Linked DNA regions of Homo sapiens: region 2 is linked to region 1. Evidence: chromatin loops called from intact Hi-C (ENCODE). Cell type or tissue: mammary epithelial cell. All regions are shown on one strand. Links, peaks and the distances in the headings refer to the core of each region. The heading gives the core; the rest is flanking DNA. Region 1 overlaps SPTLC3 (serine palmitoyltransferase long chain base subunit 3). Region 2 has its middle 23 kb from the start of SPTLC3.

The links. Peaks named below come from ENCODE experiments on the same cell type or tissue, not always from the same donor. Only the 100,000 strongest peaks of a DNase experiment are listed, where the experiment ranks them.
Region 2: a loop joins it to region 1, with 3 times the contacts of the local background. A loop is called at or near these places in 3 of 110 quality-filtered maps.

What each region holds. Positions count from the first base shown.
Region 1 is chr20:13,027,495-13,032,886 of GRCh38, forward strand. All of the region lies in intron 1 of SPTLC3 (serine palmitoyltransferase long chain base subunit 3), which reads left to right. Among named protein-coding and RNA genes, the nearest start is that of SPTLC3, 21 kb to the left of the region's middle. RefSeq lists an enhancer at 1,987-3,186. In mammary epithelial cell, for the core only: no CTCF peak of the experiment used is centred there; DNase peaks (open chromatin) are centred at 737 and 2,697; H3K4me3 peaks cover 155 bases; H3K27ac peaks cover 3,177 bases.
Region 2 is chr20:12,982,804-12,988,195 of GRCh38, forward strand. No RefSeq gene overlaps it. Among named protein-coding and RNA genes, the nearest start is that of SPTLC3, 23 kb to the right of the region's middle. In mammary epithelial cell, for the core only: no CTCF peak of the experiment used is centred there; a DNase peak (open chromatin) is centred at 2,308; H3K27ac peaks cover 775 bases.

The DNA.
Region 1 (5,392 bases), core at 256-5,255:
ATTCAGGAATGCCTTCAAGGGCTGGGTGCAGCAGACACCTGTCAGGCCCTTATTCAGTGCATACAACTCCGTCCACTTCCCCTCATAAGAACAGGAAGGAAGGAAAAAAATCAGAGCCTCTGTTCTTCAGTAATCTATTTCAGCACGCACACACACACACACACACACACACACACACACACACACGCAAAAGTGTCAATTTAGTTATTAAACTGCCCAGAGGAACAGCTTTGGGAATCAGTCTTACTAAAATTTTAAAAATCCATGCGATTCTAAAAGCCTCAAAGAATAATACTGATTTCTACCTAAGACTTTTATAGCTAGGCAGCAAAGTGATTTTACATGGCATATCAGATAGCAAAATTTTCTACAAATCTCTCTTAAACAATTATTTACCTTTGTCATCACATCTCTATGTTTTATATGATGTATATTTCTTAGAATACCTTCTTTGGAGTCTTTGACCAGCCTCAGCTCTATTCTTAAAATCTTGACATTACGAATGGTTAATTCTAGACCCAGCAAGGGCACACGAGTCAATTCACGCCTTGGTTCCTTTGTTGAGTTTGCCCAAGGCAGAGGCATTGATGACACGGTTGGAACTCTTGGGTTCTTGCAACATAACATGCTTTTCAACCACCTACTTTGATAATTAGTCCTAAGGAAACTTGGCTCCAGAACTTCTTACATATTAGAATAATAATGGCAGAACGGATATCAGATCTCAGAGAACCATGTTATATGATTTTTTTTAAGATCTTAGTAATACATTTCTCAACAGGACCAGAAGTTTCTGTTCACAAAGTGTGAAAGCTCAGGGGGCTGATGTCTGGTGATTCAGTCCAGTGGAATCAGACTTCAGAATTTCATAGACCTGTGAGTTTTTTTTAAGTGAATTATATTGTACCAAAGTTTTTATTCTGCCATGATTCAAAAGATCTAATAACCCCTTATCCACTATCACTATCGTCCATAAATTCACCCTAAAAGATATTATGGACATGATGTCTGATTAAGAGACAGTCCCTAGGAAGATGTCCATATATGTATATACTTGCAAGCATAATATACTTATATGTTACACATATATATCATTTTTAAATTTTACCATACATCAGTGAAAATTTTCATACATGTCTTTAAAGTGTTATAGACTAGTATTTAGGAACTATTAGACTAACCAACAAGTAGATACAAGATAAGAATGGACTATTCTTCTCTGCTGGTTTTGCATTTTGTCAAAACCAGGATCAAAGCCAACAACAGTAACTAGCTTCCACTTCCTTTAAGGCTGAATTATTTATGCTTTGTTCTCTCACAAGAGTGTGATATTCAGACCTGGAACACAGCCTTGGGACACTCGTATCCTTTACTGCTGATGAAGCTATTTGGCTATTATTTTAAAATAGGAAGCAACAGAGACTCAAACAGGTATAGTCACTTGCCCAAGATCTCAAAACGGCCAATCCAGGGCAAGACATGCCTGTGCCCTTTGCCTGTAACACTGTACTCCCTTACACATCACAAAACCAGAAACAAACTCCGAAGGAGCCCTTGACAGTAACACTATTTGTCCACCCATGCAAATGATTTGGGGCACCTGGAGATATCCCACAGCTGAAGTACATCTCGGGTTAGTTTGTTAGCTTATGACAGGAGGGGCTGGCCTTTTCTTTAAGAATCCATCCTTTCCCATTGGTTCATTCTTAGCAAGACAACTGAATCACGTCCCTACAGACTGAGTATAGTACTCAGAAATAAAAGTGCTCCACATGGTGACCTGCGAAAATGATTCAATGGTTGAATTAAACAAGTCACAGACATCAGTTCGCTTTTGTTAAGTATAATGTCAATCTTAATATTCCAGTCAGATAACTCATGCTTTTCACCTATTCACTTCTTTCGGCTCAGGAGCTATGATGGCTAAAACATGCCTGGTTATACAAAGCTGGTTGATTCAGGAGTATTGCTAGTCAAGATTAGCCTTGCTCTGGGAGAGGTTATTTTTTCCTATATTATATGGCACTTGAAAACAATTAATCAGATAATTATAATTATGATCATGGATATTATTAGACTTTTTGGAAGCAAATTAATAAATTGTTGTGGTGCCATTTTCTTAGCGAATTACTTGTTTGGAGACAATATACTTATTTTTCATGGAAGCAAAAGGCTTTCATGAAAAGTAAAATAACATGTGCTGCTTTCAGTGCAAACAAAAGATCTCAGCCAGGGAATCCGTATATTTCAACTAAGTGTAATCTGTAAGGATACATTCTGTCTTCAAAGGAAACCAAAAGATGAACCAAGTTATATGGGGTAATAGGCTATGTGCAGCCACACACCAATTCCTAATAAACACACAGAGAAGGGAACAGCTGCTGAATCCTTGGCAAGTTTCTCTCTTTCTAGGTCAGAGAGCCTTCTGCTTCTACATGTGGCTGAATAGCAGTCCCTGTTTGGTCTAGCATCAGGGGACAGGAAATTTTGGGTGGGACCTAGGTATAGTAGCTCAGCAAGGAGGTGCAAGAAGAAATTGGTTTATTTTGATTCAAAAAGAAAAACTGTGGTTTGTAATCCAAGTTCAGTCCACGGAGCTCAGCCAAATGACTGTCAGAACCACATTGCATGTGCCTCCAGGAGCCCCACCCTCATAATAACTCATCCATGAGTCACTGGCTGCCCCTACTGTGAAGAAATGCCACAGGGCACACCACACTGTGATGTCAAAACACACCTCTGTTGTTGGTTCATTCCTGTGGAATTTAGGAGACTAGCCTTTTGAATTTTGGTCAGAGACTTGAAATTTCAGAACCAACTAAGTAAGCTGGACTCATCAAATTTTCTTCCACCACGAATATAAAAGAGATTTTAAAATGACTAACCACAAATCACTGTGAACCACTGAATACGGGGGCTCCCTGGAGATCTATTTACCACATCATCTTCCAATGGCCCTTTCAAGAACCATGCCTGATCAGGCTACCATTTGTTTAAACTCATCAGTAGCTTCCCGTGTTAAGATCAAAGCTGCAATCCTTAACACAATTTGCCAGCCCTGCATCACCTCCTCAGCCTATTCATTCTTACATTTGTTCCTTCATTCATTAAATATTTACTGGACCCCTGTTACATGTCAGACACTGTTCTAGGAACTGGGGTACTACTAGCAATGGACAAAGTGGATGGAGGTCCTCCTCCTGGAACTGACATTCAGCCATGCCTGCCCCTCCCTATCCATGAGCTACCCCAACCGCACACCCTCCTTACCATTCCTCAAGCACTTCCTTCTGCCTGGAAGACTTTTTATTCCTGGTAAACTCCTACTGATTATTCAGATTTTATTTAAAACTTCATTTTCTTTGGGGAGGACCTTCTCTTTTTCTGAACTAGGTCAGATCCCATCCTATAACCACTCCACAGCACTCTTAATTACTTATAATTTTCCTTTTTCTAAATATTGTTCATCCGTATTTCCTTCCAGACCAAGGGTTGGCAGCCTTTGATAGATAGTAAATATTTTCAGCTCTGTAAGCTATTCAGTCTCTGTTACAACTACTCAACTCTGCCACTGCACCGGAAATGCAGCCATAGGCAATACATGAACAAATGGATACAGCTGGGTTTCAATAAAACTTTATTACAAAATTAGGCTGCGGGCCATAATTTGCCAACTTCTGGACAATAGAACTTCCTATGATGATGGAAATGCTCTATAAATGTCCTGTCCAGTAAGGTAGCCACCAACTACATGAGAATATTGAGCACTTGAAATGTGGCTAGTGCAATCGAAGATCTCAATCTCTAAACTTAATTTAAACTATTGAAATTTAAATGTAACTAACGACATATGGCTAGCAACAATTGTATTGAACAGCATAGATCTAAACCGTGAGAGCAGGGCCTCTGTCCCTCTTGCTCACACCATTTCACCTGAACCTAGCACACTAGCTGGCACAGAGTTGGTGCTCAATATATAATTTTGGAATGAATGAATGAACAGATGTATAAACATGAAATAAATTATCAAACTCCTTGTCTCCTTTTCACCACTGCTATGGCACTTGGCTAGACTTCTTGCTCTCTAGTCTTAAAAGGTTCTATTTTTGTTCTATTTTGCACATGGTTTCTCTCCACTAGCCCATGACCTCCATGAGGCTGGGTGCTGTAAGACACTACCCAAGTGATCTTTCCCATGCCCAACACAGGTACACGCACGTGGAAGTCAAGCTTTGCACAGTGTTTGCAGCTACTAGTATTCACCTGAGATGGAAAAAGACTAAGTCCCATGGGTACTCTATTTCTGAAATATGTTCCAGTTTGTCATGTCTTAAAGATCTAACTTTTATGTTTCTTTCGGGCTTTAACCCTGGTATGTGGATTTGAGAGGATCAACTTAGTCCTGTCTTTTCCCGCTTCATAACCTTAGGCAAGTTGCTTAATGTCCTTGTGTCTCTCTTATTACGTGAAGATGATTCTAATTCCATTGCAGTGATCCACCACCTACTTCTTTGGAATAGCATGTAAGTAAATAAGAGCATGTCCATAAAAGCTTTTGAGCACCTGAGAGATAAACATTGTTCTCACATGGCATTTTATAATTGGTCAAGAACGTGGTAGTTATTCTCAGAGATATAAAACCAATAGTACATTGTTTTCTCTGATTTATCAGAATAACTCAATAAAAGCTCTGTGTTCCTCAAGTGAGCCAGCCAGTTATAAACAAGATCAGAATAATGCAGCCATTGCAGGATGGTGAAGGATAGCCACTTAGCTCTAAAGCTGAAGTAAGTCCAATTGACTTAGAACCTTCACCCTAGCTGTCATTCCAAGTGGGGTCCAGTTTACAAATATTTCTGCCCTGCATTTCTTCTGCAGTTCTGATAGGGGAACATCCCAATGAAAGCACACCTTTCTTTCACAACTACCTGAAAGACAAAGTCTGGCTTACCCTGCTATCAAAGGCGTTCCATTATTCAATTCCAGTGGACTCTATACAGCTTATCACCAAGTATATACCATTCAAGGCCCAGCCAGAGGCCCATGCAAGGCCATGTTCCCTCATTTCCACCCACCAATGGGTGCCCACACTGGTCCTCCTATCCTGGAAGGTCTTTACCACCTCTCTTAACTTTCCCAGTCTTGGCTCTCCCTCATTCACTCATTTCTTCAGCAGATATTCACTAAACACTCTGCTGGGGACTCAATTTAGACCCCTCCATGCAATCCTGCCTTTTGTGGGAATCCTTCATCCTTCACTCACCACTCTGGCTGCACCTTGCTGAAGCCTTGGCCCTCCTCAGATCCTCACTGTTTTGTTGGCTGACTTCTCAGGTGGTGAATGGGAAACTCAAGATGATGGGAAATTAAATTAACCTCTTATGAACTGACC
Region 2 (5,392 bases), core at 63-5,062, 45 kb before region 1:
TTTTATGTTTCTTTTCCTAAATGGCATATGTTAAAATTGCTTCATACAATTAATCACTATCGGTTTATGACTATTCAATTAATTTTATATTTTGATTTGTATCCAGCTACCTTATTAATTCTATTATTATTTCTAATATTTAACTAAACTTTCTTTTAGGTGTATAATATAGACAATTGTATCATCTATGAATAATGAAGATTTTATTTTCGCCTTTCAGATATTCATCTTACCTGCTGATCCTTCAAAGATCTCTAGTATCATCATGAAAAGAAATTACTATAGCAGGCATTTTTTCTTGCTATTAATCTTACAAGAAATTCTTTCAATCTACCACCATTGCTAGTTTGCCGAGAGGTTGTTTTGTGTTTTGTTTTCATTAATGAATGGTAAATTTTGTCAGATGATTTTTCTGCATCTATTGAGATGATCAGATATTTTTCTCCTTTAATTTGCTAATGAAATAAATCACATTGATAAGTTATCTAATATCAGACTGAGATAAGCAAACCTGGCAATGATAAATATTATAATTTTTATATTTTGCTGGATTTGGTTCATTAATATCTAGTTGAGGGTATTCCTAACTGTGCTAGTAAGTAAAATTACCCTGTAATATTCATGGTTTTGTCAGAATTTGGTATCAAGGTAACTTCGTTTCATCCATGAGTAGGATAGCATTTCTGTTTTTAATATACTCTGGTATAGATTGTATAATACCTGAACTATTTTTCCTAAGAATGTCTAGTAGACCTCACTGAAAATGTGGGGTTAGTGCTTTCACTGAAAATTTGGGGCTAGTGCTTTCTGTGTGGGGAGTTTTTTAGCTTCAAATGTAAATCTTTTGAAGTTTCTAGCTATATCCAGGTTTTCCTTTGACAGTGGGTCCAGTTTGGATTACTTGCATTTCCTTGGAAATTACCAATTTCAGCTAAGTTTTCAAATTAATTGGCATATATTATTCTATATTCTATATCAGGCCATTTTTCTTCTATCTGCTGGTTTTCATCAGTGATATCACCTTTCCTTGTGCATTGTGAATTTTTGAACTGTGAGCTACTAATTTTTATTTGAAATTTAATCTCTGGGAATTTTTTAATGTCAGTTTGAATTCGAGGTTTTACAAAAGGATATACATTTTCATCTGCCAGGTGCCTAAGGGTATTACCAAATTGCTACCACTTACATTAGAAGATCTGAGTGACATTTTCTAGACTGCACAGGCAGTGTTAAAATGAACTAAAACCCACTTCAGAGCTGGTTTATGATTACATATTTTTAGAAGAGACTTCTTCATTCAACACTAAGGTTAAAAACCACAAGCTTTATTGATGTTCCTTTCTGCACAGAGAGATTTTCTTTCCTAGTTCACCTTACCTCCAGGGGCATAGCCCTTAAGGATCCAAGCATTGCGCAATCTCCTAAGAGACTTTCACTTTGAGTGGGCCCTAAAATTTACCTCCCATACCCTGTATCCAGAGAGCTAATCAAAAGCTCAAGTTCCCCCACGCTTCTTAGAATCCCTTAAGGAAGCTCCAGCTGCAGTGTTTACCTGAATTATAAGATTCTGCTTTCACTTCTATGTGGAGGCTGCAGCTTGCAGATTCTTTTTTTCCTAATGCCAGCTCAATGAAGCACTTACATAATTTTTTTAAAAAAAAATTCCATCCAACATTTTCATTGCTTCAGTTAGAAGAGTTATTTAGTGTATCTAATCTAATCTGGTAAATTGCCCAACCCACTTCTTTCATCCTTATTGAATAAATCAGTGCTGCCAAACAGAACTTTCTGTGATGATAACTGACCAATTCAGAAGCCACCAGCCACATGTGGTAATTGAGCAATTCTTTTATATGACTTTTTCCCTGGCTATGGCATTCTGAATTGTGTAGCCAAGCATCTCCTCTACTCTTCTATATGGAATTCTAAGTTTTACCTCATAGGAACATTATGTGTCAGCACCGTCAATGGGTGAATGAAGGTCTATTTCTGCACAGTTATAGAATGTAGCCACTAGCCACAAGTGGCTATTTAAATAAATTAAAATTAAGTGAAAATAAAAGTGCACTTTTAAAATCACGAGTCACATTTCAATTGCTCATTTTCTTTTTTGTAAGAGAAGAATTTCTGGATGTGTGGCATCTACCTGGACACATCACAACAAAGGATTTAGCATAGGTTGTGGGATTGCATAAGCCAAAAACAGAAACAGAGCATAGGAAATGGCAGGAGGCACTCCCCAAATGGCTTCATTAGAATGAATCTTATCTCTGCAGCCCTGGCCTTACCTACCAGCCCTAATGAGCCTGCTCTGACTCATACTGGCTTCCTTTCATGCCCAGACCCTTTCATGCCCGGACCCATAAACACTTATACCTGAGCTCTCATCATGGAGTCTCTCCTTGTTATCTCTGGCATCTAATCTCTCCTTGGAACCTCAGGGAATCAGCCATTCAGCAGTAGGCCCATTCATAGAGGGTCTCCTCCCAAAGCTGCTGCAACCGAACACACAAAATGTCTATTTCCTTAAGGAACATGGATGAGTGTTTAAACTGTATCTCTTTGTAGAGTTACATTCTGCATAGGATAGGCACAGTTGTATGAAAAGAGCCCTGGACTTAGGGTCAGGAGAAACCATTTCTAACCCCAGCTCTGCCATTAGCCAGTTGCTTGTCCAAGTCCCATGGCTGTCCTGGGTACAGTTTCTCCAACTGCAAAAGAAGAGTGTTCAACTCCATCAAAATAGAAATCCCTTTCCTGGAGTCTAAATGGGAAGATTGAGTTACTCAAAGCTCACATATATAAACAGGTAGGAGATTGGACATGTTAAGATTTTCTGTTTCTATGCTGCTGGGTCCTTGTAACGGGTCAATCTCATTAGAAGGAAAACCAACCTCAAACTGGTAACTGGGGACTTGATGATGAAAGTGGTATAAATGGGGACTTTGGGGACACAGTCTGGGGTCCATATTACACGATTATTCACAGTGCACCATAGGACCTTCCTCATTGACATGGAGAGAAAGGCAGCATTAACCTGGCAGGCCTGGTGGGGATTCCATGGGCCCAGGGCTCCTTCTCTTTTTGTTCCATCTGGAGCTTTTCAACCTGGCCATGGGGGGTGGTAGTTTTGAGCCCCCCAGTGTCACTATAGGACATTTCTTCCATAGCAATCATTATTATTCCTATTTCTCTTAGTTCCTCTACACTCCATCCTGAATGACCAGTTTTCTAGTTTAGGGAAAATTAAACACTTATTGTTTCCAAGAGTATTTCTGGGTCATTTCCTGGGATTTTTGTCCTCTCTTTAAGGATAATATTTTGTTTCCCATTAACATGCATGTCACTTCTATAAATGGAAACTTCTTCCACTTATTGACTGTCTGAAAAATTGGAAACCATAGGATAAACTTATTTTCAAATAACATGTCAGTAATATTTTCAAACAGTAGGCACTAAATTTAAAATTGTGTATTTGTTAGTTGGAAAAAAGTACAATAAACACACCATAGGGTACCCAAAAGTCTAGAAACATAGGTGAAATCATATACATACTATACATTATACAGATGGGGAAATTGAGTTTCAGGGTGGCTAAAAGCTCAGGGTTGGTAGGTAACAGATCAGATCCAGAATTCAAGCCCATATTGGTTTGCCTCCAAAGCTATGTAGCTCGTCCCACATTAGGTGTAAATATCTCAAATCAGAAACAGCCCCCTAACACGTGTATATAAGTTTTCTCATTGGGAGCTTATAAATAACAGTCCAACATACCAACCAATCACCTTGAGAGTGATTGAATGAAATTGAGATGCTTTCTTTAAATATATTTTACTGTATATATTTGAGGCTTACAAGATGATGTTATGGGATACATATAGATAATATGGTTACTTATTGAAGCAGACTAACCTATCTATCATCTCATAGTTATTTTTGTATGTGTGACAAGAGCAGCTAAAATCTACTTATTTAACAAGAATGCCTAATACAATACAATTTTATTAAGTTTAGTTCTCAGGTAGTATATGAGATCGCTAATTTGCTTGTCCTACATAGATGCTTTCAATGTACAATGGGAGAATTAAACTAAGCTTTGGCTACTTCAAGATGTAAAAAACAAATTATCTTTTCATTATCTTCTTTTTGTTTTGGTTTTTTTTTTTTTTCCTGAGATGGAGTCTGGCTCTGTTGCCCAGGCTGGAGGGCAATGGTGCAGTCTCAGCTTACTGCAACCTCCACCTCCCAGGTTCAAGCAATTCTCCTGGCTCAGCCTCCAGAGTAGCTGGGATCACAGGCGCTCACCACCACTCCTGGCTAATTTTTGCATTTTTTTTTTTTTTTTTTTTTTAGTAGAGATAGGGTTTCACCATGTTGGCCAAGCTGGTCTTGAACTCCTGACCTCAGGTGATCCACCCGCCTCAGCCTCACAAAGTGCTGGAATTACAGGCATGAGCCACCACGCCCAGCCTCTTTTCATTATCTTTTCTAAAGAATTTTCTGAAAACATTATCTTTTCTAAAGAATTTTCTGAAAACATTTGTTTACCTTTCAAAAGGAAACATTTTCATCCTAAAGCCAATTCTATGTACCATTAACTTGTCTTCATTCTATGACCTTACATGTATGTGTAATGTCCTCTATCAGAGGAAGAAATCTAGTCACAGGGTGCAGTCATGTCTAACTCGTTTATCCAATTTGTGGCACAGTCCCCTCAGCAGCTATGATGACATAGCCTTAAGGAATCATCAAATGTTTGAGCTGAACAAGACCTTATCATAGGCTATTCCAACCTCCCCACTTCACAGATTAGTAGATTGAGGCCCATTTATTCACTTGGCACTCACCTACCGTGTGCCTTCAATGGGTGAGAAAAAGATGAATTACCTCAAGACATCAAATGACACCCCATGCCAGAGTTGGAATAATCATATCAATAGTTGAGACAATGGTGATGAGAATGCTTAGGATTTAAATATAATAGCACACATTCGACATGAGTTATGAAGGTATTGAAGGCAAGAGGTTTTGTGAATACAAACTCAGTGAGTACAAGGGAAGGAAGCCTGGGGAATGTCTTTAAACATGAAGATCTGAGGACTTCAGAGAAATATTTCAAAGCTTATATAGCAATGCCGCTTAAGTTGGAGAAACATGACTTGATGGAATAGTTGAGCATTTAACAAAGTATTATCAAGATAAAGGCAAGCTGTGGGGCGGCCTGGTGCCCAAAAGGTACAAGGTGGAGCACATGAGGCTCTCCAGCCTTCAGACATCAAAAAGACATTTCTGCCCTGGGTGGAACCAGTTTCTCCAGACTCATATCTTTCTCTCCTCCATTCTGCTCTGCAGGTGAAATCTAAGGGCACTCTTACCTAAACAGATACTGAAT